2 separate regions of the Mus musculus genome follow, and region 1 is linked to region 2. The links are chromatin contacts, found by Hi-C or POLR2A ChIA-PET in ENCODE. All regions are on one chromosome and are shown on one strand. The core of a region is the stretch at or near the end of the contact, and the rest is flanking DNA. Distances in the headings are between cores, read along the strand shown. Region 1 holds the start of Arhgap11a (Rho GTPase activating protein 11A). Region 2 holds the start of Slc12a6 (solute carrier family 12, member 6).

Region 1 (2,700 bases), core at 176-2,675, 1.6 Mb before region 2:
TCACATCACTGTCCATCATTGAAGGAAGCCAGGAAAGGAACTCAAACAGGACAGGAACCTGAAAGCAATAACTGATGCAGAGGCCATGGAGGAGTGCTACTTCCTGATTTACTCATTATAGCCTTCTCAAACTGATTTCTTACAAAACCGAAAACCACTTGCCCATGGATGGCACCACTCACAATGGGATGGGTCTTCCCCATCAATTACTTAGTAAGAAAATACCCTACAGCTGGAACGTGTGGCATTTTCCTCACTTGAGGTTCCCTCCCTTCAGATAATTTTAGCTTGTGTCAAGGTGACATAAAAACTATCCAGTGCATACATACATGGATGTAAATAGAAAGCACTATTTAATATTCAAAAGCTAACCTAAGCACCTTAAAAGGAATTCTTAGCCATCGAAGAACCAGAACAACGTGGCCTAGAGAAGGATATACACAACATAAGTTATTTTTATAGTTATGACTGAATGCATACACATTCTCTCTCTCTCTCTCTCTCTCTCTCTCTCTCTCTCTCTCTCATGTGTGTGTGTGTGTGAGAGAGAGAGAGAAAGAGAGAGAGAGAGAGAGAGAGAGAGAGAGAGAGAGAGAGAGAGAGAGAGAGAGTAGGATTACTGGTGTTTGGAAAAGGAAAGGCAGCTCTGGGAAACAAGAGGAGAAGGTGATGTCATGCATTTAAATCAGACAGCTGAGGTTTCAGTAATGGCAATGGCAAACAGGACTTCTGGTCCTTTAACCAAGTCCCACAGAGGTAAACTATTGCTGCAGCTGCCTCCTACAGCTCCGTATTCCTCCACTACTCTCTCGTGACAAGTCATCTTTGTTGTGCTTAATTACCTTAATTACCTTATGTAAGAAAATTTAATAATACCACCAGTCTCCCAAAGAAGGACCAATGGCTCACAGTTCCAATTCCCTTCTAAGACCTTGGGTCCGGGTCTCAAAAACAAAACAAAACAAACAACAACAACAACAACAACAAACGGCGTTTGTGATTCATAACTAAACTTGACTCCTCCCGCCTTCCGTAGAATCGGTTTTCCCTATGACGGGACCTTTAGCTTTAGTGGAGAAATGAAAGGGCGGAAGTGGGGGGAGGTTATGAGCTGTCTATTCGGATCTCCGAAGTATATTGTCCGAAGAGCAAAGCAAACATATTTGAACACGTTTTTGACATTTTTCTTCCAAAGAAATAGGCAAAGAGAAAGAGGAACTCACTCTCTTCACATTTCTTAACCCTGATCTCAACGCTCGCTGTGCTTTCGGCTTTGCCGGAACCTTTTAGACAGGCAGCTCCTGGCCACCCCAAAGGGTCCTCATTTTGAAAACAGGAGCGGGCCAATCGGATGCGGAGCGCTGTTTGGCGCTGGCATTTGAGCCACTGCTCAGGTGCGGTCGCGTCGGGTCTGATGTGTGCCGAGAAGGTGGGGCGCTGGCGGAGCCGAGTCACTAAGCTTTAGCGGGCCGGGGCCACAGGCAAGGCTGATGGGCTAGGGGAAAGGCTGCGTGTGAGACGGGGTGACGGCGGGGACCAGCCCGGGCAGGGACCGGGACTGGGGATCCCTGAGCAGCCGGCTGGCCCGGCTGGAGGGAGTAGCTTAAGGTTGCATTTCCATCTCAAGAAATCAGAGCGGGGAAGGCCACCCTGCGGGGAAGAGGATAAGTGGAAGTGTCCGGAAGCGAGAAACTAGCTGCAGGCGTTAGTCTGGGGAAACGGAAGAGTCAGAAAAAAGGGAAGTTTGTGGAAGTAACTGACAGGGCTGAGCGACCCGGAAAGAAGGCTGGTGGAAGTGAAACAAGAGTGAAGAGAGGCGCGAGAGAAGAAGGTCTGTGTAAGTGGATCGAGGGAAAGTGGAGGAAGAGTGCCAGAGGTGGCTGGAAGGCAGCGGAGCAGAGCGAGCCTGAGGGCGTTTGGCAAGTGGAAGAGTTGGTTGGTGGCAAAGAAAGTCAGGACCCGGAGTCGGCCTCGGAGAGTAGGCGACGTGTTCGGGATGTGGGATCAGAGACTGGTCAGATTGGCCCTGCTGCAGCAGCTTCGAGCTGTCTATGGCATTAAGGTCAAGGGTGGCCGCGGTCAGTGCGATCGCAGGAGACATGAAACTGCAGCTACGGAAATAAAGGTAAGTTACAACGTGTTGGGACAAGGGCATACCCATTTTATTCTGGATAAGAAAGACACGTGGTTAGAATGCAGTCTCGGTGGTGATGATCAGACGTGCCTCCCTATGTTGCCGTGGGTTTTTGTTTTGTTTTACAGTGCTAGGAATAGGATACCAGGCTCCCTACTTAAATACTGTGCCACCGATCTGGTAATCTGTCGTGTTTTAAACAAGCAGTATGTGGGGGAGGGGAACACACTATCCTGTCAGGCTGGGGTGGGCAGTCAGAACATTTCAAACGAATCATTAGGGAGACAGTCAGGCCAAGTTTAGAAATAGGCTTCATAGGATCCTTCTGTATCCAGCAATTTACGAAGAGGCCTGCTGCCCGACATTTTCGCAGTTTCTGATCTCTTTAGCAGAGTAGACATTACCCACCCAACATCAACATTTGTCCTTGACAAAACAAAGCTGTTTTTTTAACAAGCAAATTGAGAAACCAGAGTTGGTTGAAGTTTTTTGTTTTGTGTTGTTTTAATCACTCACTTTTGCTAAAGTCTCAGGATCCTCACCTCCACCCCCTGCTCCCCAGTTAC
Region 2 (2,700 bases), core at 107-2,606:
AATAGTTATCTAAAGCTCAGCAGGGAAATTATGTGGGAATCATGCACGAGAAGTCCCTCTCGAAAGTTCCATTCTTTCAAGAGAGTACCACTTCCTTGAGTGAATTCAGTTACTTTAAATACTCTATAAAAACATAAATTTCAAAAAATAATTTTATGACACCCAACTGAATCTGCAAAAGAATCCAGTAAGACACAAGATGTAACAACCTGCCTTAAACGCTGACTTAGGAGTCAAAGCCCCAAAGCTCTCTAGAAAGCGCATATCCAGCCCATTAAAATTTTAGTTTAGAACTTTTTTTGTGTGTTGTAAAAGATTTAATTTTTTAAAAATAGTCATTTTAATTAGAAATAAGACAGAAATAAGGAAACCAAAATAGACATTTCCTTGCCCTCTTGCCAGCTACTTTCCCACGCCAAAAAGACTACTGCAGTGACCTACTAACTGTCGCTATTATTCCCACACTCGTAAGCATCACAGAAACGTGGGCCTTAATTTATGATTATAAAATTAGGGTAGTTAGCCAACATGGACAACCCAAGGGTTGAAACACCCGGCTCTCTGAGTCTCTACTTACCCTCCGTAACATCCTGGGGATTAGAAGTCCGGTCACTGGAAGGATCTAGGGCAACAGTTGCCAGAGAAGTAGTAGCCCCAGACAGTTCGCTCATAGGCTCACTACGGCTTGTTTCTGGCACACTTTCTCGGGAGCTAAATCTTACTCGAGAACTAGACCGAGAGCTGAGGTCCGGGCTGGTGTCTGACAAACCTGGAATGTCATCAATCTTAGTTGGTGTCACCATGAACCGAACTGAGGACATCTTGGTGGTGGCTTCTGGTGGATGCATTTTCCCCCCCCTTTCCTTTTTGACAAAGAAAAAAGGAAAAGCTCACAAAAACTCTTCCTCCTACACTAGCTACTTCTGATTGCAAAAATAGAAGGGGAAAAAAAACCAAAAACCCTCAATTACCCTGATTTACAGCCCACAAAGGCCCAATTAAGAATCCGTGTATAGAATTCAAGCCAGCTGTTTTATAAAGTGCCCCACCAGTAACTGAAAAATAATTTTCGAGAAAACAAAATAAGAACAAAACGATGCTAATCCTGTATAACTTGGTTCTTTCAGAATCCTAGCTATCTCCCCTGGTCCAGGGCTGAGGGCTCCGTGCCATGATCTCACAGCAGCTGGTGACGCCTCCCTCTGCTCAACCCCCAGGGTCCGGATGAGGTAGTTAGTCCTTTATCTGCCGAGTGTCCCACGGTTCTAGCTGAGGACGGAGCATGCAGGCCCACCCTTATCAGGCGTATAAGAGCGTGGATCAGATTGCGCAAAGGTGTGCACCAGCCACCTGTTGTGTATCAGGTGAATACCCCACAGGTCTGGCTGGGAGGAGGTGTGTGCTGAGCCACCCGATGTTTTTGAGGTCGATAATCCACTTGGGTCTGGTGGGAGAGATGCGCATGCATAACGGGAAAATACCCCCACACTACAGGAAGGAGAAAGAGGAGAGCCACGAGAGGATGCCGAAGCAGAGTGGATTCCTGCCTCCCAGAGGTCTCGTCCTGGCAAAGGAGCTGGAGGCGGCGGCTAGCGGATCAGGGCAGCTCCCACTGCAGGGTCGTGGCAGGTCGTGGCGAGTCCCTCAAGCCCACGACCGCTCGCCGTGTTTGCACTGCGTGTGACAGGACGCGCTTTCCTCCCGGGGCCCGTTAGCCTCTCGCCGGCTTTCCTTGGGTCTCGGCGGAGGGAGAAGACGGCCAGGCAGGCTGGTCCCGGCTACGGAGGAGGTCGCAGGTGCGGGAGCCCGCGCCAGCTGATGCGGGTGCGCGCGCAGCTGTTGTTTACTAGCCGCTAACCGTTCCGGAGCCGCGGCGCGCAGGAGGCCCCCTCCCCGGCAGACGCCCGAGGCCGTTACGTGACCTCGCCGCCCCCCGCCCCGGGCGCGGCGGGCTGTGCCCGCGCCGCCGCAGCCCTCCCCTTTCCGCCCCTCTCGTTCCTCATTCGAGGTTAACCGTCCGGAGAAGTCTGGGGAGCTAGAGGGCGGCGCCGTCCTGCGGCCGGGCAACAGCAGCCCCGCCCGGAGCATGCAGCGCGGGAGACAGAGGGCACCACGCCTGCGCGGACCGGCGACTCTCACGTGGAGCACGACGGGAACTGTAGTCCGCCCTAGGGTCTGAACGCGTGTGGCGAGCTGCTTTTTCCTCACCTGTGCTCCACGTACTCAGTATGCTGCTTAGAGGCACTCAGTGAACACTGACCCGCGAACCGCAAGGGTCATCTCTAAAAGCTCTCTGGAAACCTTAACTCTATGGCACCCAAACCTCCCATTACGGTATCTAGTTACCTTAGATGTGACCTCTGTAAAAATTCAGTTGTCTTTTCTAAGACACCTGTATCTTGTTCATCATTATGGGCTACTTTCCCCTTTCTTGTTCATATCCTTTTGAAACTGCAAGCCAGGCTTAAATTTCCATTAAAGAGAACTTATACAGACATGGAGAAGACATTGGGATATCTGCTCTGCAACATTTCCAGGATTTGACCCACTTTATTAACACTAGAATGTTTATTTAATTCGTCAAGGTGTTTTAATAACTTTCAGTTCAACCATGTTTTACTTGAAAACGCTCTGAAAGTTTGATCAAAATGCAGAAACTCACTGGAGCCTTTCCTGAGACCTTTCCTTTCCTCCTAGTTG

Evidence for each region. A loop is a pair of places that touch in the nucleus more often than their neighbours do. ChIA-PET counts read pairs that join two places held with the same protein, here RNA polymerase II (POLR2A).
Region 1: a loop to region 2 is called in a map of v-Abl transformed pro-B cells, with 5 times the contacts of the local background. The contact joins the promoter of Arhgap11a here to the promoter of Slc12a6 in region 2. A Hi-C loop is called at or near these places in 1 of 37 maps with a recorded cell type or tissue (v-Abl transformed pro-B cells). POLR2A ChIA-PET finds 5 or more read pairs at or near these places in 1 of 5 experiments (embryonic stem cell).

The regions. Positions count from the first base shown.
Region 1 is chr2:113,847,386-113,850,085 of GRCm38, reverse strand. Arhgap11a (Rho GTPase activating protein 11A) reads left to right here and starts at 1,425. Exons shown (of 12, transcript NM_181416.3): 1 at 1,425-2,125. The coding sequence starts at 1,997.
Region 2 is chr2:112,264,970-112,267,669 of GRCm38, reverse strand. Slc12a6 (solute carrier family 12, member 6) reads right to left here and starts at 1,356. Exons shown (of 25, transcript NM_133649.2): 1 at 578-1,356. The coding sequence starts at 848.